Regions from separate parts of the Homo sapiens genome. Here region 2 is linked to region 1. A link is a loop called in an ENCODE intact Hi-C map of the cell type or tissue named here. Cell type or tissue: Panc1. All regions are shown on one strand. Links, peaks and the distances in the headings refer to the core of each region. The heading gives the core; the rest is flanking DNA.

Evidence for each region. Hi-C counts contacts between places; a loop is a spot of excess contacts. Peaks named below come from ENCODE experiments on the same cell type or tissue, not always from the same donor. Only the 100,000 strongest peaks of a DNase experiment are listed, where the experiment ranks them.
Region 2: it touches region 1 in a loop (2.0-fold over the local background); 2 of 110 quality-filtered maps call a loop at or near these places.

Annotation. Positions count from the first base shown.
Region 1 is chr1:52,568,250-52,579,301 of GRCh38, reverse strand. It overlaps the pseudogene EEF1GP7. Among named protein-coding and RNA genes, the nearest start is that of TUT4, 21 kb to the right of the region's middle. RefSeq lists an enhancer at 7,505-8,005. In Panc1, for the core only: no CTCF peak of the experiment used is centred there; a DNase peak (open chromatin) is centred at 4,538.
Region 2 is chr1:52,658,621-52,669,672 of GRCh38, reverse strand. It overlaps a transcript of SHISAL2A not described here. Among named protein-coding and RNA genes, the nearest start is that of SHISAL2A, 31 kb to the right of the region's middle. RefSeq lists silencers at 3,042-3,336, 6,422-6,716. In Panc1, for the core only: no CTCF peak of the experiment used is centred there; no DNase peak of the experiment used is centred there; H3K4me3 peaks cover 697 bases; H3K27ac peaks cover 735 bases.

The DNA.
Region 1 (11,052 bases), core at 1,481-9,480:
TAGGAACTGTTCTTTCTTTGGCTCCTCCACACACCCAACTCTTGCCTTATGCCAGAGCTCACTAGTAAGGAAGGTTGGTAGGATCTGAAGAGGTGTTGGGTAAGATAGTCTGGGGCCAGAAGCAATAATATTCTGCTGCCCCGGCAAGGCTGTGGAGAAAAGGTGGCTCCTGCTGCTGGCTGGATGGGGCAAGCCTTTGAAGATCCAGGAAGAGGACCTGGAGCTAGAGATGAGTTGAAAGCTGGTATAAGTAAAGTAGAGCCAAGTGTGGTGGCTCATGCCTGTAATCCCAGCTACTCAGGAGGCTGAGGTGGGAGCATAGCTTGAGCCCAGGAGATTGAGTCCAGCTCGGACAACATAGTGAAACCTCATCTCTAAAAAACAAATGTAAGCCTAGGAAGGAATTTTGATAGCAAGGAGAGGATCACCAGAAAGAACAGAGGGAAGGCAGGGTGCTGTGGCTCACACCTGTAATCCCAGCATTTTGGGAGGCAGGAGGATCACCTGAGGTCAGGAGTTTGAGACCAGCCTGGCCAACATGGCAAAACCTCGTCTCTACTAAAAATGCAAAATAGCCGGGCGTGGTGGCAGGCGCCTGTAATCTCAGCTACTCGGGAGGTGAGGCAGGAGAATCGCTTGAACCCAGGAGACAGAGGTTGCAGTGAGGCGAGATCGTCCACTGCTCTCCAGCCTGGGCAGCAGAACGAGACTTCGTCCCCCCCGCCAAAAAAAAAAAAAAAAGAGTAGAGGGAAGAAAGTGGTATGAACAGAGGGCCACCTAAATCTTCCTGGATAAGGCATTGTTGCCTCAACTACTTGCTCTGCAGAGCAACAACCCTGATTTTTTTTTTTTTTTTTTTTTTTTTTTTTTTTTAATGGAGACAGGGTCCTGCTATGTTGCCCAGGCTGATCTCAAACTCCTGGGCTCAAGCTATCCTCCACCTTGGTCTCCCAAAGTGCTGGGATTCCAGGTGTGAGCCACCACACCCGACCACAACCTTGATTCTTAATGGTGGATGGGAAGTGCTTCTAGTACTAAATCACTACATGGTGATTCACTGATTTGATTAGTCTATTTTTTTTTTTTTTTTTGAGACAGTCTCACTCCGTCATCCAGGCTAGAGTGCAGTAGCATGATCTTGGCTCACTGCAACCTTCGCCTCCCAGGTTCAGCTGAGACTACAGGTGTGTACCACTATGCCCAGCTAATTTTTTTTTTTTTTTTTTGTATTTTTAGTAGAGATGGGGTTTCACCATGTTGGCCAGGCTGGTGTCAAACTCCTGACCTCAAGTGATCTGCCCACCTTGGCCTCCCAAAGGGCTGGGATTACAGGCATAAGCCACTGCACCTGGCCCTAGTTTGATTTAATGATTTTAATTAATTCCAATCTACCACGATACCACACAGAGATTGCTGAAAACCGAGCCACTAAAATCATACTTAAAAACACATAGTAGCACTTTATTCATTTTTTCAGTAACTTATTCAAAATAATTTTTATTGAGCATCTGTCTTATATGCTCTAGTCCAAGTGCTGAATTATGAAACTTACTATCTAAAGGACAGAGAATGAGTAAGTATTTACAAGTATGATAAATGACACCAAAGAAAAATATAAGGCATTAAAGGCCATATAATAGGAAGGTCTAATTGTGTCTTCAGGTCAAAGAAAGCTTCCTTCAGAAGTAATGTTTAAGCTGAAAGCTGAGTAGAAGTTAGTTAGATAAGCGCTGGGAAATGGGTGGGAAGACAATGGAAGTCGGCATGTGTGAAGGCCTAGAGGCTTTAAGCAGCCAAATTTTGTCCAGGGAACTGAAGGGTGTTTAATATTGACTGAAGCACAGAGTATGGGACGCAAGAAGAAACAGAGCTTGTTGGAGGTCAGTTCATTTAGGACTTTGTGGTCATGCTGGAGTATTCACAGATCCTCTGGGCCTGGCTTTGTTCTCAGTATGAGGAATACATAGAATCGAATCAGATCTTAATGCTCTTTAATCCAAGGCCTTAAATAGCTCACAATCAGGTAGGATAGACACATTTTGACAATGGTAGTGCAGCATGATAAATATGATAATAAAGAACTGATTTTCATGGGAATTTATAGGAGTGATAATTAAGAAATAACATTATTCCATCAATTGCCTTTTAAGTTATTTCACATTGCTTCCAAATTCTTACTAAACAAGCCAATTGTAAGACTAAGTTTAGATTAATGTTACTTTTAGACACACAGAAAAATGATTTAGCCATTTAGGCTAAAAAGCAATTTCTATTACAGTTCTTGCTCTTGCTTTTTGCCTCTATACTACATCTTTCTTTTTCTTTTTTTTTTTTTTTTTGAGATGGAGTCTCACTCTGTGGTCCAGGTTGGAGTGTAGTGGTGTGATCTCGGCTCACTACAACCTCTGCCTCCCAGCTTCAAGCAATTCTCGTGCCTCAGCCTCCTGAGTAGCTGGGACTACAGGCATGTGCCACCACGCCCGGCTAATTTTTGTATTTTTCATAGAGATGGGATTTTACCACGTTGGCCAGGCTGGTCTCGAACTCCTGACTTCAGTGATCCGTCCACCTCGGCCTCCCAAAGTGTTGGGATTATAGGCATAAGCCACTGCGCCTGGCTAATACTACTTCTTTCTTTTCAACTCTCACTTATCCTTTAAGACTCTGGTGAGCTTTCCCCCTTCCACTTTACCTCAAGTAGAGTTAGAAATCTTTCCCTCTATGTCCCTGAAGGACCCTGGGATCTCTATTATAGCACTTATCACAATATACTACAAGTGTTTATTTTCCTGTATCCCCTCTAGGCTTTTATTTCCCCCAATAGAGTTCTGTATTTTTTTATTTTTTAAGAAAAAGGGTCTTGCTCTATTGCCCAGACTGGGGTGCAGGGGCACAATCATAGCTTACTGTAATTACTCATGGGCTCAAGAGATCCTCCCACCTCAGCCCCCTGAATAGCTAAGACTACAACCACACACCACCATGCCAGCTAATTTATTTATTTTTGTAGAGATGGGGTCTTGCTATGTTGCCCAGGCTGGTCTTGAACCTTTGGCCTCAAGTGATCCTCTTGCCTGGGCCTCCCAAAGCACTGGGATTATAGGAATGAATAGTGCCTGGCCTCCCACTAGACTTAAGCATAGAGATTTTGTCTTGCTCATGCTTCAATCTGTCATTCGATAAATATGTGTCAGGTACCTACTATATGCCAGACATCAGGCTAGGTGCTGCAGATTCAGTGACGACCTGGATAGACTCAGTTCTTGCTCTTGTAGAGCTTATAGTCTAGTGCAGAAGGTTGACAAGCAAATGGGCAAGAAGAGTATGTATGAAAAATGTTATGATGAGGAAAGTGTCAAGTGCCATGGGAAGCCCAGAGCAGGTGTACCTAACTTTCTTTAGGGGGCAAATGGAAGTCTTTCAGAAGGAAGCAATTTAAGCTGAGAATTGAAGAAAAAGTACAAGTTAGTTAGTCAATGTGGCAGTCATGGGTCAGAGGTGGGAGAGAGCACAACACATTCCAGAAACTGAAAGAGGACTGGGCACGGTGGCTCATGCCTATAATCCCAACACTTTGGGAGGCTGAAGTGGGAGGATTGCTTGAGTCCAGGAGTTTGAGACCAGCCTGGGCAACATAGCTAGATTTTATCTCTCCAAAAACATATTAAAAATTAGCCAGGTGTGATGATGGGCACCTGAAGTCCTACGTACTCAGGCTGGAGGCTGGAGGCTGAGGCAGGAGGCTCATTTGAGCCCAGGAGTTCCAGGCTACAGTGAACTATGATCATGCCACTACTCTCCAACCTGAGTGACAGGGTGAGACCCTGTCTCCAGCAAAACAAAACAAAGAAATTCACAGAGCAGTCGAGGTTAGGGGCAAGCAGTGAAGATTGTGTGAAGTGGGGTGTGGCCGGGGTGAGGAAAACAGAGATTGGTGTTTAGTGTGATAATTATACACATAGAAAACTCTATGTAAAGTGTTTGTTAAATGAATGGATGAGCCATTCCAAAACCTGAGAAAGAAAGACATTTGGGAAAAGCAAATTTGTTTGTGATTGTTCATTCCTTTGTTCACTGGGAGGCATTGTAGTGTGTTGGCTAAAAGTCTGGACTCACACCAACTGCTTGGGTTTGAATCCTGGCTTTGACAGTTAATAGCTGAGTGACCTTAGACAAATTACATAACTTTTCTATGTGCCATTTTCCTCATCTGTAAGAGAGAAATGATAATAATTCATAGAATTGTCATGAAGATTAAACAAGTTAATAATATTTGTAAAGCACTTGGAATAATGCCTAGAATTAAGCACTGACTGTTTGCTATTATTATTCCTCCATTCATTGAAACATTTATTGAGGGCCAAGTACCATGCTAGGTGCTGTGAAAATATGTGGCTTCAGCCATGGAGGAGGACCATAAAATCTGGTGAGGGAGAAGATTCATAAATAAGCAATTACAACACAATGTGATCAAGTGAGGCGATAGTGGTAAATCCTGCAGAACTGAACAAGACAGAGTGACTCATTCTCTCCAAAGAAGCCAAGGGAAGCTTCAGAGAGAAGAATGTATTTAAGTTGGGTGACGCAGAATGAACAGAGTTTGGCAGCAGACAAAAGCAGTATGGTTTATCAGGCCAAGGAAGCACCATGTTGCAAAGGTTTAGTAGGATGCAAGTCTAAGGCATGTTTAGGAAATGGCAAGGGGGTCTTGAGCACCTGTTATGTGCCAGGGTCTGTGCTAGGCACTTTTTATATGTTCTTTCACTTTCCATAAGAACTTAAGAGGTGAGAATTATGGTCTACATTTTTTATGAGAAGGTGATCTGAAAGATTGAGAGACTTGCTCAAGATCGTGGAAAGCAGTGGGTCTAAATTTGAATCCAAATCTATGTGACTCTAAGGTCTGTGTTCTTTGAGGAAAGGATGGGGCCTGACAATGACCTTGTGAAGTTTTTAGTGTAGCTAAAAGTACAATACTTTTATTTATTCCTTTATTTTTTAGAGTGAGGGTCTTACGCTATTTCCCAGGCTGGAGTGCAGTGGCGCAGTCATAGCTCACTGCAGCCTCAAACTCCTGGGCTCAAGCGAGCCTCCTATCTCATCCTCCCGAGTAGCTACGACTATAGGCATGCATCACCATGCCCAGCTAATTTTTAATATTTTTTTGTAGAGACAGAATCTTGTTTTGCTGCCTAGGCTTGTGTTGAACTCCTGGCCTCAAGCAATCCTTCCTCCTTGGCCTTCCAAAGTGCTGGGATTACAGGTGTGAGCCACCACTCCCGGCCCAATATTTTTATTTTAAATTTTAATAATGTTGGATGGCAATCTTGTTAAGTAGGCACTTGGTATTTCTCAGTCGTCATAAATGGAAAAAACTGACCTTAAATTAAACTTTTTTTTTTTCAATATTCAGTTTCTTTTAATGATCCCCATCTCCTTAAAGAACAGGTACAGGAAGCAAGGCAATGGCAAGAGCTGTTTACTTGAAGATCTTGCCCTGACTGAAGTTAGCCCACATGCTGGAAGGCCCTTTTCCAGGAACAGTACTCACAAACCAGTGTCTGGGTCTCCTTGCTGCCAGGATCCAGTTTCTGCCACGTGTATGACTCGAAGACCACCTGCCAATCTGGACTCAGTGTCAAGGCCTGTGAAGACCCAGGCTCCAGAAATGGAGCTGATATTGTTGCTTCCAAAGAGGATGGCACTGGCAAAGGCATTCTTTCTCAGTTTGTTCAACTGCTGGAACATTCCAGCGATGAGATTGCAACTCCAGAAGGTCTGGGTGAGCTTCTCAGGAAAGCAATACTCAGACCAACCATCCTTATCAGAGTGCTCCCGAAAATACGGCAGCACCACATTGTGTCCTTATAGGAGTACTTGTGCTTAAATTCATCCATCACAAAGGTACTCGGGCAAGTGAGCAAAGGGGTCTTGGCTATCCGATGCTCAGCAGCCAGTGCCTGCTCACATTCATCCATCTCCTCAGGAGCAGGGTCAGCCGCCTTTTTCTCCTTTCTGTTCAGCCTAGGGCTTCTGCTTTTCTTCCCGTGAACTTTTCTCCTGTGGGGTGTCCTTTTTAGGCCTGCTCTCTGCAAATATTTTAGCATCAAATAGGGCCATTTTCTCCTATCATTTTACTTCCCCCAAGACAGCCTGGAACTGGGGCTGGTTAATGCAGGTGAGAAAGTTAGTATCATGACCACTATTTGTGATTCTGTGATGTTCTGTGTTAATATCCTGAGGGTTTGTTAGGGGATTTCCCTTTTATACGTGTGTTTCCCAAATTGTCTTTTGAGGAGCCCTGGGGTGCCCTAGCTAACTGAGGGCTCTAGAGGATATTTTGACATTTTAGGAGAAATACAAGCTGGGCGCAGTGCCTCATGCCTGTAATCCCAGCACTTTGGGAGACCCAGGAGGGTGCATCACTTGAGGCTAGGAGTTCCAGACCAGCCTAGACAACAAGGCAAAATCCCGTCTCTACAAAAATCAGTTGGGCATGTTGGCGCACACCTGTAACTCCAGCTACTTGGGAGGCCAAGGCATGAGAATGGTTTGAACCTAGAAGGTAGAGGTTGTAGTGAGCTGTAATCGCGCCACTGCACTCCAGCCTGGGTGAGACAGCGAGACTCCATGTTAAAGAGAGAGGGAGAAGGGAGAGGGGAGAAGGGAGAGGGGAGAGGGGAGAGGGAGATTCAATATATGTCTGATACCACACAAGCTTGAGTTCAAGGTTTAAACATGTCTCTGGATGATGTCATGTCTTTTTGAAGCTGAGTTTTCAGAGGTTGCTGTAATAAAAAGCAAGTACCAAGTGAAAATCACTGTGGAACAATAAATGACTGTAGCAGCATACGATGAGATCCCAAAGTTTGAGAAGGGAATTGCTAAACAGGCACATACATCCCTTAGCACATAATTATGAATATTTAAGAATAAAAACTGGCTGGGCACAGTGGCTCATGCCTGTAATCCCAGCAATTCTGTTACCAGTGGAAGGTGCCCAGATTCTTGGCTTCTTGAAAAAATTGGACAAAACACACAAATAAAGCAAGGAAAGAATGAAGCAAGAAAAGCAGAGATTTACTGAAAACGAAAGTACACTCCATAGTGTGGGAGCAGGCCAAGCATATGGGTTCAGGAAACTGGTTACCCAATTTTCTGGGATTTAAATACCCTCTAGAGGCTTCCCATTGGTTACTTGAGGTACACCCTATGTAAATGAAGAAGTGGCCTGTGATTAATCTGATTGGTTGCAGAAGGCAACCAATCAGAGGCTGAAGTGACGTTACAAAGTTAAACCAATCTGATTGGTTGCTTTCTGCAACCAATCAGAGATGGAAGTGAAGTTACAAAGTTAAACCCATGCAAACATCTGATTGGTTGCAGAAGGTGACCAATCAGAGGCTGAAGTGAAGTTACAAACTTATACTCCTATGCAAATGAAAACTTGGCCTGAGACCAGCCTGATTGGTTGCAGAAGAGGACAAATCACAGGTACTTTCAGTTTTTCATCTGCCAGGCAGAAAAGTGGGGGATGCAAAGGGAGTAGCCTCTGGTCCTTTTGTTACTTGGGTGTGGTAAGTTGGAGTTTTCCCTTTGACTTAGTTCTAGGAAGTCAGAATGAATCGGACTTATGTTCCCTGCTTTCAGACCCTGTAGTGTGTAGTGCCTCACTTTGGGAGGTCGAGGTGGGTAGATCACTTGAGGTCAGGAGTTTGAGACCAGCCTGGCCAACATGGCAAACTCCATCTCTACAAAAAGGCGGAGGTTGCAGTGAGCCGAGACTACACCACTGCGCTACAGCCTGGGTGACAGGGCAAGACTCCATCTCAAAAAAAAAAAAAAAAAAATGCTGGGCATGGTGGCTGTAATCCCAGCACTTTGGGAGGCCGAGGCGGGTGGATCACCTGAGGTCAGGAGTTCGACACCGGCCTGGCCAAATGACAAAACCCCATCTCTACTAAAAATGCAAAAATTAGCTGGGTGTGGTGGCACACGCCTGTAATCCCAGCTACTCAGGAGGCTGAGGCAAGAGAATCACTTGAACCCGGAGGCGGAGGTTGCAGTGAGCTGAGATGGTGCCACTGCACCCCAGTCTGGGTGACAGGGCAAGACTCCATCTCAAAAAAAAAAAAAAAAGAAAGAAATGAATAAAAACTTATGTAATTATTATTTCAAATGGTTAGTAAATTATTAGGATGTAAATACTGATTAAGTTGTTTGGACTTAACTACTTAATAAAGAGAATTATTACTTTGGTTTTTTTGTAGGAGGAGTGGGCATGGAGAAGTCACCATGAAAAAATTACTGAGACACTAAAGGTGCCTTTGAGCTGAGAAAGTTTGGGAACCTCTGTCTTACACAGTTGGATCCTAGATTGCTCTGTTTTCTCCGCTTTTTTTGGTTGGTTTGCTTCTTTGCTACATCTCATCAGTACTGTTACCAATGCGCCCTCTCTATACTCACAGAGTACTTACAAATGCAGGCACCTCATATATATTAACTTATTTAATCTTTATGACCAACTGTGCAAAATAGCTATTATTATTATTCCCATTTTACAGATGAGGAAATTGAAGCTAAAAGGTTAAATACTTCAAAGTCATACAGTTAGGAAGCAGCAGCACAGGATTCAAAGACTCAGTTTGACTCCAGAATCTGTGCTTTTAACTATCTTATTCTGGCCTCCCAACCCCCACCCATTAATTGTTAATTTTGATCTGCTATAGACATGGAAACTAAATATCCAAGCTTGTTGGAACTACATGTAAAGCAAGAGCTGAAAGTCACTACTGGGAGAAAAGTGCATGAACTCTACAGTATGTGCGGTCTGCACAAGACTGAGCAGCATAAAATGCTCAAAAATAACTCCTTCCGGCCAGGCGCGGTGGCTCACGCCTGTAATCCCAGCACTTTGGGAGGCCGAGGCGGGCAGATCACCTGAGGTCAGGAGTTCGAGACCAGCCTGGCTAACATGGTGGAACTCTGTTTCTATTAAAAATGCAAAAAATTAGCCAGGCGATTTGGTGTGTGCCTGTAATCCCAGATACTCAGGAGGCTGAAACAGGAGAATTGCTTGAACCCAGGAGGCTGAGGTTGCAGTGAGCTGAGATCATGCCATTGCACTCCAGCCTGGGCGACAAGAGTAAAACTCCGTCTCCAAAACAAAACAAAACAAAACAAAACATAAAAAACCTCCTTCCCTCTGACTTCCCCAGCTGCTGTAGCCAGCAAAGGTGGGGGTGGGAGTGGGTGGATATTTATTGAATTACACAGGATGTCTCAGGCTCTCCATGTTTCTCCGGGGGTCATGTTTCTCCGAGGGTCCATGTTAAACTCGGGTCTTCCAACCAGCAAGTTACTGTTCTATGGAAACAAAAAAGTTTAAAATGCTCCCTTCACTGTAAGAGAGGACAAAAGTGGACAGAAAATGCAATACAGATACATGACAAAAACAGGATTACCTAGAGGTAGGCAGGCCCATATTAATTCACAAGGAGAAATGTCATTTCAGGGGCAATAGGAAATAAGAAGCGGAAGTTTTGCAGACCTACTGGAGAAAGCAAACTTCCTCAGAAACAAGATTAAGACTGTACTTAAAGTGAACCTTGAGCATATACAACCATGGTGACTTAGATGAATATCCTGGACAGAAAAGAATCAGCAGAATTTGGATAGTGGAAGAAGGAAAGTTCAGCTCAGATCAGAGGAACTCGTATTGGTTAAGAGGTTTCCCTAACTTTCTAGGGAGGAGGAACTGAAAGTTTAAAACAGAACCTACTAAGCCACCTTTGGAGATCTTTATACAGATTTCTGCATAAATCAATCAATGGGTAGTAAACTGTATGCTTTCATTTCAGACTTGGGTTCAACCTTTCTCAGTGAAAGATTTTCTTTTTTTTTTTTTTGAGATGTAGTCTCACTCTGTCACCCAGGCTGGAGTGCCATGGCGCGATCTCAGCTCACTGCAACCTCTGCCTCCTGGGTTCAAGCGATTCTCCTGCCTCAGCCTCCCAAGTAGCTGGGATTACAGGTGCCTGCCACCACACCCGTGTAATTTTTCTATTTTTAGTAGAGATGGGGTTTCACCATGTTGTCCAGGCTGGTCTTGAACTCTTGACCTCAGATGATCTGCGCCCCTTGGCCTCCCAAAGTGCTGGGATTACAGGTGTGAGCCACTGCGCCTGGCCTCAGTGAAAGATTTTTCATAAAAAGCTCACAAAAACTTTTTGTGAAGAATCCCCCTATGTGGTGATTTCTAGATAGCAACCTGGATGGCCAGACCCCACCTGATGTGCAGTCAAAATTCTGATTCCCAGAATGGACAAAATGAGAGGAAATCCTTTTTTAGTCTGAGTGTAATATACAAACTTCCTGACAATGCTGAGGATGTTCAGAGTGCTTGCTTATGAAACTGCTTGAGAGCTGGATTCTGGATAGGTGGCATTTATAGCAACATTATGTCCCAGATTTCCGAGGACAGCCCAGATTTCAAATATCCTATCTTATTGTAATTATAAGTAGGCTTAGACTTCTGCTCTTATGTATCCTGATTTGGATAGAATGAGGAAAATATGGGCATAATATAAGTGATCCTTTCGTGGAGTGTATGATGAGGATAAATACCAGAAGGAAGTCATGGTGGGGTCTAGAAGTATTAACAGTGGTCTACTAAGATTATTCCTTGGTAACATGGTGTGAAAAAAAAAAAGCTATATTTGGCGTGAAACAGGCAGAAAGAAACTCCTGCAAATTCAGGGATGGCATGTGTGCCATTTGAAGAGAATAGAAGAGCCCAGGGGTGAGAAGTTTGGGGACAAAAAAAGAGGCTACTCCTAGGAAAGGTCAGCTGTGTCCCCTTGAGAGAGGAGGAAAGGACTAAAAGTCTGAGACAATCCGGCGGGGTCGGGGTGGGGGATTAGAAAAAAGTTACACAAACACTCAGCCAAGAGAGAGGGGAGAGAGAGAAAGGAAGAATATTAAAAGTAAAGCTTAGAAAGAAATTTACAAGATAGACTCAGGAGGGCACACTTAGCAAGAGGAGAGAGACA
Region 2 (11,052 bases), core at 1-8,000, 92 kb before region 1:
TTTTTTTGAGACAGAGTCTCGCTCTGTCACCCAGGCTGGGGTGCAGTGGCGTGATCACAGCTCACTGCAACCTCCACCTCCCAGGTTCAAGTGATTCTCGTGTCTCAGCCTCTCAAGTAGCTAGGTTTACAGGCATGTGCCACCAACCCCAGCTAATTTTTGTATTTTTAATAGAGATGGGGTTTCACCATGTTGGCCAGGGTATTCTCGAACTCCTGGCCTCACATGATCCACCCGCCTCGGCCTCCCAAAGTGCTGGGATTACAGGTGTGAGCCACTGCGCCCGGTAGTATCCTCTTGCCTGTAGCTCAGTTGTATCTCAGGGTTGGGCTGCTATCTGATTCAGCCTCTGAATCTCCAACATTCCCTAGCTCAGTGCCCTGTAGGGGTCCAGTAAAGATCCAATTGGTGGTTCACGCCTGTAATCCCAGCACTTTGGTAGGCCAAGGTGGGAGGATCGCTTGAGCTCAGAAGTTCAAGACCAGCCTGGGCAATAAGAGAAGCCCCATCTCAAAAAAAAAAAAAAAAAAAAGATCCAATTGGCTGCTGGTACATGGGCTTGTGTCAGTTTTATTTTACACTGAGCCACTTTTTCCTTTCTGACTGTGCCCACTCTCCTTCAAGATCTGTCTCAACTACCTTGCAGGCTCAGGACTCGGGTAGATTACCTTGTCCATTCCTGTGTTTTCAGAGCCCGGTTCAGGGGCTGCCCAGAGGGCATGCCAACCCTGTGGCTTAGTCAGGGTAGCCTGACTAAGCTCTTGGCCAGAGGCCTGTCTGCAGCTGGGGCTCTTAGGGCTGGAGTTCAGCTTCTGGAGCTGTTAGGCTGAAGGAGACTCAGGATCCTTGAGGTTAGTCAGGAGCAGGGTAGGCCAGATCAGAGTTAGTTGGGGGAAAGGTGAGGCTTCATTACCAGAAGAACCTGATCCAAAGGCCAAATCCAAGAGCTGGGGTAGGGCATAGATTGGAGTCCAGAGTAGGAGCGGATGGGGAGGAGTTGGGGTAACGGCTGGTCTCCTAGACGTTCACTCCTCCTTTGCTCCATACACTCATTCGTGTGGCTGACACTTGCTGAGGCCTCCTCTGAGGAAGATCTGTCCATGCCCTGGAATTAACAGTCCATAATGGCGAGATGGACACATAGAAAATGACAATCCAGTGTGGTCGGGGCTATGACACAGAGAAGCTGTGGGAGACCAGAGGAGATCCCAACTCAGCTTGGGAGTCAAAAACAATTTCCTAGAGGAATACTCTCTAAGCTGACGCTGGAAGGAGTCAGGGAGGGGTGGGGGGCATTTTCAAATGGGAAGGCTGCCTCAAAAGCCAAAGTGCACGGAAATTTCCCAGTACCTACCTGTGGGCCTCAGATCAAGGTGCTAATCACAGACTGTTCAGTTCTTTGGGCCACACATGTTTGGTCTATCCAGGTCTAATTACCTTCAGACTTTCCCCAGCTATTCCAATAACCCACAAATTGAAGTATGTTGCAATCAATTCCAACCAGGAGAGGATAACTGCATCTTAAAGTGTGGAGACATTTCCTGATTTTGAGAGAACAGAATTTTCTGGACGTGCAAAGCCTGCTACCTCCCAGCCACCCTGCTGCCATGGCCTTTCTTCTGGGCCCACACATTAGCTATGTACTCATCCCAACAGCTGGGTGGGCCATTTACTCCCGGGGTGACCATCTCAGTTACTTCAACTTTGAAATGAGCTCCATAATGGTGTGGGGAATGCTTACTAAACTGGGTGGCAAGAGAACTATATTCAAACCATGGAGGCTTCACCAATGGCACTGTGTGAGGTTGGGCAGGGCATTTCTCTCTAGAACTCAACTTTCCTACCAGTGAAAAAGCAGAAAGGATGCAAAGGGGCTAGGATCTCCCTGCCTTGATGGTCCATGTCTATGTCAAATGCTGTATGTCCTGTTTTTGGCCTGCTTCTTTGAAATAGAGGCCACGTGATAGAGTGGATTCTGCAGACAGAAGATTTAGATATGATTCTGGTTCTGACTTGCTTTGTAAGTCTGGGACAGCCATGAAACCCCCTCCGAGCCCCAGTTTTCTCATTTGGTAAACTGAGGTAATACCTACCTCACAGGGTTCTGTGAGGCTCCAGTGAGCTAAAAGCAACATAATGATGACGATGACAATGATGATGATGGTGGTGGTGGTGATGGTGATGGTGATGGTGATGGTGATGATCTGTCTCCACAGCAGTCAATCTCTTTGAACGAATTACAATTGTGGTTGTTGCCAGGAAGTTAGGAACCACCTGCAGGGTCATAGAGAATGTGAACAAATCTTTGAAAGACTTCCCCATGGCGGAGCAAACATTCCCAGCAAGAGCTATTACTGAGGGGAAAAGAGGAATGAACTCGTGCTGACTAACTACGCCCATTTACTTCTTCCATTCCTGCAAGGTAGGTGTTCGTGTACCCATACTAGCTGGGTAACCAGTATATAAACCTTTCAGAGCCTCAGTCTCTTCACCTGTAAAATGTAATATTACCAAACTCAGAATTGGTGAAGCCTATAGTGGACATTGATTGCTCTGGGCCACCCAGCATCCAAACACTCCCTATCTGGAGGAATTCCAAGCTATGTGGGAGCTGAAGGAGGCAGCAACTCCTCCTGACCCTTGTGGGCTTGTGATTGGCCAAGTCAATGCCCTACATGGGCTGAGTCTGGTGGCAGTTAGCAGAGGGGCAAGGACAGAGATTACTTCAGGTGGCTGCAATGGGGCAAGAGCCTAGCAGTGCAGTGGTGATCAGCAAGTATCTGTGTGGCTAGAGGCAGAGTCTGTCCTAAACACATAGTTCCCATGGCAGGACTTTGGCCGTGCCCAGCTGCCCTTGATTCTCATCTAGCTTTGTGGTCTCCCTGTCATTTCAGTGAGACATCCAATAGCTTTCCAGTAAAGACCCTTTTTGCTTAATTTTGCCAGAGGTAGTTTCTGGCAACTACCTCTGAGAATTTGTTTACAACTGAGAATCTTGACTGGTACAGCGTAAACCCCATAACATGCCAGACACAATGCTCAGCATATAGTAAGCACTCAAAAAACTATAGACACACACACACACACACGCGCGTGTGCACAGAAACAAAAGTTCAGAGAAGTAAAATGATCTGCCTAAGGTCACACAGCAGGTGGTGCTATGGGGCTGGACATGGACATCTTGGTGGTACACTGCATTTAATTAATTAATTAATTAATTTGAGACAGAATCTCACTCTGTTGCCCAGGCTGGAGTGCAGCGGCGCAATCTTGGCTCACTGCAACCTCCGCCTCCTGGGTTCAAGTGATTCTCCTGCCTCAGCCTCCCAAGTAGCTGGGACTACAGGCGCCTGCCACCACGCCCAGCTAATTTTTGTACTTTTAGTAGAGGCACGGTTTCATCATGTTGTCCAGGCTGGTCTTGAACTCCGGACCTCAAGTGATCCCCCCGTCTCAGTCGTCCAAAGTGTTAGGATTACAGGCGTGAGCCACCGCTCCCAGCCGGTACACTGCATTTAGATATCACTTTACTTCATAACACATTGTAGAACAATGTATTATTAACACATTTCTTCGTAAGTATCCAAACAACCTAGTGAGGCCAGAAGGGCTGGGATATTCTCTTGAGACAGAGAGGAAGGCATTAGCTCAAGGTAACCCTGTAAATAGTGGTGGCCTAGAATCCAGGTCTCAAGTCCACAGCCCAGGGCCGGTGCTCTGGTCATGTTCACACATGTGAGCTCACACATGCACACGCTGCTACATTTTATGAAGCAGCTCCATCGGAATACATGGCTACCTGATGCATTAGCAACCTGGGGTGAGTCAGCAGCTGCCTGTGAGGCCATCAGGGAGGGAACACCATGTACCAGAACTTGCAGAAAGGAGTGCTTCTGCAGCTTCCATGTGATCTGGGGTACAGGGAAGTGGGGGGGGATGGTGCTTGAGAAGAAGGATGGGAGGGAGGTGGGGATGGGTAGATTTGTCCTAACTTAGGGCCTCCTCTGGGCCCCAATAGGGCCCATACTTATTGAGGGAGATTTTGGTTCCTGCAGTGTTGGCAAAGTGGCTTAATTCGACTTAATGGAAGAAAAATGTGTAATGAATATGGATAATGCATACAATGAGGCCCCAGGGAGGGCTGGTTGGAGGAAGGGTGATGAGCTCATGATAAGTCTGAATGATAATGAGGCTGTAGCTCCAAGGGTGAGCCCAGGTAGAAGACATCGGGGACAACTGCTCCTCCCTAGGGGAGTGGGATCCTCCTGCTGACCTCTGTCCCCACCCTGCCCTGGCCTTCAGACCTTGACCTCCCACTTGGATAGAGTTACAGAATGTCAGATTCACAGGATTCTGGTTTCACAGGATTAGAATCAGGCTCAAGATTCCACAATTACAGACCTTTAGCACCACATATGTTAACAATAGAAAATTTCAGAATTGAACAGTCTGACAATTGGAGCCCCTTGGGAAGAAATCTAGGAGATCTTTCCCCAACTTTCATTTAGTAACAATAAATAACATCTGTCGAGCACATCACAACTTCCAAAGTCCTTTCACATCTGTACAGACATCGCATAGGGGTGGGTGGTATTATACCTTCAGCTTAAGTATTGTGCAGATCAAAATGGGCTGGCTGGCGGATTGCTTGAGCCTGGGAGTTCGAGACCAGCCTGGGCAACTTGGCAAAACCTCGTCTCTACTAAAAATACAAAAATTAGCTAGGCGTGGTGGTGTGCGCCTGTAGTCCCAACTACTCAGAAGGCTGAGGCAGGAGGATCACTTATGCCAGGGAGGTCAAGACTGCAGTGAGCCATGATTGCACCACTGCACTCCAGACTGGGCACAGAGCAAGATCCTGTCTTAGAATAAAAATAGCCGGGGTGCAGCGGCTCATGCCTGTAATCCCAGCACTTTGGGAGGCCGAGGCAGGCGGATCACGAGGTCAGGAGATGGAGACCATCCTGGCCAACACAGTGAAACCCCGTCTCTCCTAAAAAATACAAAAAATCAGGGCCGAGCGCGGTGGCTCACGCCTGCAATCCCAACAACTTTGGGAGGCCAAGGCGGGCAGATCACCTGAGGTCGGGAGTTTGAGACCAGCCTGACCAACATGGAGAAACCCCGTCTCTACTAAAAATACAAAAAAATTAGCCGGGCATGGTGGCACACGCCTGTAATCTCAGCTACTCGGGAGGCTGAGGCAGGAGAATCGCTTGAACCCGGGAGGTGGAGGTTGCGGTGAGCCAAGATTGCGCCACTGCACTCCAGCCTGGGCAACAAGAGCAAAACTCGGTTTCAAAAAAAAAAAAAAATTAGCTGGGCGTGGTGGCCGGCGCCTGTAGTCCCAGCTATTCGAGAGGCTGAGGCAGGAGAATGGCGTGAACCCGAGAGGCAGAGCTTGCAGCGAGCGGAGATCGCGCCACTGCACTCCAGCCTGGGCGACAGAGCGAGATTATGTCTCAAAAAAAAAAAAAGAATAAAAATTAAAATTAAAAAATAAATAAATAAAATGGGCTGGTCTTGCAGGACAAATTCTATTTTCCATATGCCAAGGTTTCGATACCTTTGTCTTCTGTAGTTATATAAACACTTCTATTTGGTATAATGTGTTCAAATTCTCTGTTGTGTAAATTCTGCACGGTCAAGTATGGTTTTTCAGAATGCATTTTGGCATATTGCAATGCTCAAAAATATGACTATCATTGTTGCATCAGCATAATCAGGGTTGGTACATTCTGCGATAGCTTTTTGGCAGGTTTTATCATCCAGCACTATTTTCAGTTCACAAAGGACTTAAACAACATATCCAAGAATAGATTTAAGTCACTAATGTAAAGACTGAACTTCAAGTTACTTCAAGGGTTAGTCAGCACATGTTCTGATTTTCTTTCTTTCTTTTCTTTTTTTTTAGACGCAGTTTCGCTCTTGTTGCCCAGGCTGGAATGCAATGATGCAGTCTCAGCTCACTGCAACCTCCACCTCCCAGGTTCAAGCGATTCTCCTGCGTCAGCTTCCCGAGTAGCTGGGATCACAGGCATGCGCCACCACGCCCGGCTAATTTTTGTATATTTAGTAGAGACGGGGTTTCACCATGTTGGCCAGGCTGGTCTCGACCTCATGACCTTAGGTGATCCACCCGTCTTGGCCTCCCAAAGTGCTGGGATTACAGGCGTGAGCCACCGCGCCCGGCCACATGTTCTGATTTTCTTAGAATAAGAAGTTAAACTACCAAAGATACGGAAAGAAGAAAAAAAGCAAACATAAGCTTTGGTGGATAGGAGCGCATAATGAACGCCACACAGAGGGGTGGTTGCGGGGAGGGCGGAGGAGGTGCTTGGAGGGAACCTGTGCTTGGGATTCTGCCAGTAACGGGCTGCGAGGGGTCTGGGGCAAATCCCTCACGCCTCTGGGTCTCAGTTTTTCCCTATTTCAAATGGGGATAATAATTCTCACCCTGGGGAAAGTTCGGGAGTTGATCAGCCCGGGAGGACATCTGCAGCCACAGGACAAAGAGCTAAGAGAGATGGAGAAGAGGGAGGGGTGTGGAACCGCAGGGAGCTGCGAGGGGCTTACGGCTTCCATGGTAACCTACAGCAGCCAGGAGAGAAGGCGGGGCTTGAGAACCCGGAGCTGGAGGTTTAGAAGATGAAGGTTTCACAATGAAGCTCCCTACTTCCCGGAGAAAGGCCTCCTTGGAGATAAGGCTGGCTGCACGACAGCAGCCCTCTGTGCTGGACAAGTAGTGATTTTGCCCTGTGCTTGAATAAACAAACCATGGCACTTTCCACAGTGTATTTAACTGTCTATTTAACCTAGCAGTCTTCCTCCAGTAGCCTGAGAATTCCCTGAGGGCAGGAATTATGACTGATTCATTTCTTTGTTCCTAGAGCCCAGGACAAGACCTGGCACACAAAAGATAGTCTGTTGGTTAGCGGACTATGGCTGAAGGTGGGGCTAGAGAGATCTACTTGTCCAGAGCCCTTGGAGCCCTAAGGGGTACTCTCTTTAAAACAGAAAGGGTGGGGGGGCGGTACCTCACGCCTGTAATCCCAGCACTTTGGGAGGCCTAAGTGGGCAGATCACTTGAGGTCTGGAGTTCAAGACCAGCCTGGCCAACACGGTAAAACCCCATCTTTATTTAAAAAAAAAAAAAAAAAATTAGCCGGGCATATTGGCAGGGGCCTGTAATCCCAGCTACTCACAAGGCTGAGGCAGGAGAATCACTTGAACCCGGGAGGTGGAGGTTGCAGTGAGCTGAGATTGAGACATCGCACTCCAGCCTGGGTGACAGAGCAAGACTCTGTCTCAATAAATAAATAAATAAATAAAATAAAATAAAATAGAAAGTTGACAGGATAGAATGCTTCCTCTACCTGGATGAGACCCTTCAAGTATTGCCATGGTCCATCAAGATTAAGTTCAACCCCTGCTTCCTCCATGAAGGCTTCCAGACTGTTTCTTTTCTCCTGCCTTAGAATCTTTGCAACTCTAATGGTCCTTACCCCACATCTTGGCATTTGTTTGGGATCTCTCTCTGACTGTTCTCTAGGGGTTTCACGGGTCAAACCTACTCTTCATCTCTAGTAAGTAAGGCCTGAAGGGCGGGGTTGCAGGATTATTATTATTTTTTTTTTTTTGAGACGGAGTCTTGCTCTGTCACCCAGGCTGGAGTGCAGTGGCGCAATCTCAGATCACCGCAACCTCCTCCTCCTGGGTTCAAGCGATTCTCCTGCCTCAGCCTCCCGAGTAGCTGGGATTACAGGCACCTGCCACCATGCCTGGCTAATTTTTTGTATTTTTAGTAGAGACGGGGTTTCACCATGTTGACCAGGCTGGTCTGGAACTCCTGACCTCAGGTTATCCGCCCTCCTTGGCCTCCCAAAGTGCTGGGATTATAGCTGTGAGCCACCATGCCCGGCCGTATTCTATTCTAAGGGCTTGTCACAGTGGTGGGCCCACAGTGTGTCTTCAGTCAACTCTCTCAGAGTGGGTCATCTGCTCTGGGTGGCCTTGATCCTGTGAGGGATGGAGAAGGTATGCAAGGAGCCCTTCACACCCCTGTGAGTGTTCCACACACGAGACTTCCCAGGTGGGACCCAGGGTTCTGGGACCGAGCAAGGCATGGAGCTCTCCTGGGCTGTGGCCTGCAGCCTGGCTTTGGCTGTCTTGTGCCCTGGCCCCTGAGCCAACAGGCACAGATCAGGAGGAGCAGTGTCATGAGTCAGTCAGGCAGTAGAATGGCCTCCCCCTGACCGGAGGACAGATGTCTAGGGCCCAAGTCATTTCTTGTGGATACATGAGACATCACTGTCCTTTAGACTTCTGAAGGATCTGCAACCAAAGGGCCCCAAAGGCAGAGATCCTGAATGGCAAATTTCACTTCAATGTTACAGAGAACAGGAAGCAAGTGCTCACAAAAGGTGTTGTCGAGTTCCTTTCCATGCTTGAAACCCTTTCCTGTGGCTCCCTTTTGCCCTCGGGATAAAGACCAAGCCCCTTAATATGGCAAAGGCTTCAGGACTTGGCTCGTCTACCCTTCCAGCTTCATCTTTCACCATTCCCACCTTGTGTCTACCCAAACTGAACTACTTATTGTTACCTGAAAGAACCATATGGTCTCTCTTAGCCATAGGTCTTCATGTATGCTGTTCCTTCTGCCTTAAATGCTGTTCCTCATCTTGTACCAGAAACCTCCTTTCACCTGTCAGTGGGTCCTTTAAACTTAATCCAGTTATTGCTTACTCCAGGAGGCCTTCCCAAAGTCTTTGGCTAGATTAGGGATCTTTTGTAAATGCCTGTAGCAATGAGCTTCTTGAAGATAGGGATCGGGACCTCATTTAGCCAAGATTCTGGCAGAAAATCATTGTCAATCAATGTTGAATGGACAAACAAATGTGAACGTCTGAGAAAAAAACACCTAGCAGGATAGCTGTAAAGGGGAGTGGAATGTTCTAACGTTTCCAAGTTCCAAGATTCAACATTCTCTAATTCTGGGCTGAAGATTCACTCCCCTCCATCCGAAGCCCACTCTCCAGCTAGCTCCTCCGCCCTGTGCCCTCTGAGTGTTTGTTCTCAGGCAGGCACACACACATGTTCTGAACATAACCGGGAAAGCAATTTACAAGAAATAATTGCCGGTCGATGTGTGCTTGGGAACAGCGGTGAGCTCAGACTATTTCTGTCTGCGTATCAGCCCACCCAGCATCCTCCCACTGCGGCTGCCCTGGGGGAGGGGCTCCTATCACACAGGGTGGGCAGTTTGTTTCTAATGCAGGACCCAGACTAGCCAACCCCAGTGACAGCCGGCTCTGAGCCTTGATTGAATTCAAAGGAGAGGAGCTGTTGGGGGGCAGGGAGGGGCTTTATGAGGCCTAGGATGTGTAGGTCAGCAAAAGCAGCATGTACATTCCCTTTCTCCAACTGTTGGGGAAATTCTACCAGGTCTTCAGGGCCTTGCTCAGTGTGCGGTCTCCCCCACATCTCTCTGGCTCGGAGTCCTCAAAGCTTGTTTTTGTTCTTGCAGAGGCTGTTGTGCTCAAAGGGTGGTCTCAGACCAGCATCATCAGCATCACCTGGAATTTGTTAGAAATGCAAATTCTGGGGACTTACTCCTGACCTACTGAGTCAGACACTGGGGTAGGAGGCCAGCATTCTGTGTTTTAACAAGCCCTCCACACAGCTGATTCTGATGCAGCCTCGAGTTTGAGAACCACTGCCTTAGGCCGCGGATGACCACTTTAGCGTTTGGAATGCACACAGCATCTCCCCCTTCTGACTGCTAGCAGCCTAAAGGCAAGGGCATTATCAGATTCTTTCCTGAAACCTCCCAGTCTCCCTTGAAAGTGTTCAGAGAAAAGTTGGATTTTTCTGATGAGGATACCAAGGACAGAGAAGGAATTCGTCCTGTGAAGGGTCGCACAGAGCGTCAGGGACTAAACATCCCAATATCACCCAGCCCCACCACATATATACAAGTACCCTAAGCTCTTTCTATAACAAATAACTTGCAGGTCCTGGGCCACACTGGCTCGCTCTCACTATTGTGAACAAGCTGTATTCTGACCATAATGTTTTCTGTTCCTGTCTCACCTGGAAACTTTGAGTCATCTTTGATGATTCAGCTCAGACATCATTTCTTCCTCCCTAAAGCCCCATGAAGGGCCACCACTGGGCCTCCTGGCCATTTGTGTGCCTGCCTTGTCCTCCATGTGAGCCCCTTGAGGGTGAGAACTGTCTGATTCCTCTTGTTTGTGGCAACCTGCACAGGTCCTAGAATAGAATGGATACCACTAAGTGTGCAGTAAATGGACAAGGGTGCTGGGTTTTAAGTGCTGAAAATAGGCTGGGTGCAGTGGCTCACACCTGTAATCCCAACACGTTCAAGGCTAGCCTAGGCAACATAGCAACCACCCGTCTCGATAAAAAAAAAATTTAAAAATTAGCTGGACACAGTGGCACGCACCTGTAGTCACAGTTGCTTGGGAGGCTGAGGCAGAAGGATTGCTTGTGTCAGGAGTTTGAGGTTGCAGTGAGCTATGATCTCCACTGCACTCCAGCCTGGTGACAGAATGAGACTGTCTCAAAAAAAAAATGCTGAAATAAAAGAGCACACACACACACACACACACCACCACCACCACCACCACCAACAACAACAAATGAAGCAAGACCAGAACCAAAATCTCTTGACTTCCAGCCTAGAACACTTCTGTGGGTGACTCACCCTGTCTTGCCACCCCATCATGTACCCTTTGGCTGGCCTCAGGCACAGGTATCTAAGAGTGACTCTTTCACTGTTGCCAAATCCAGCAGCAGGTCATGTCACTGTCTGAAATGTCAAGAGCTGCTTTTGGTGGCTGCTGAGCTGCGTCTCCACAGTCCTTGTCTTGCATTCCGAAGGCGAAGCCTAAAAGCCATCGCCAAAGTTAGGAGAGCAGCCAGGAGGGAGGGCTGACAGTCAGCATCTTGCCCTAAGATTCCTTTGCGATCAGATTAATAATAAGACATGTTAAAAATAATAATAATAGCTAACACATAGTGCTTTCCATT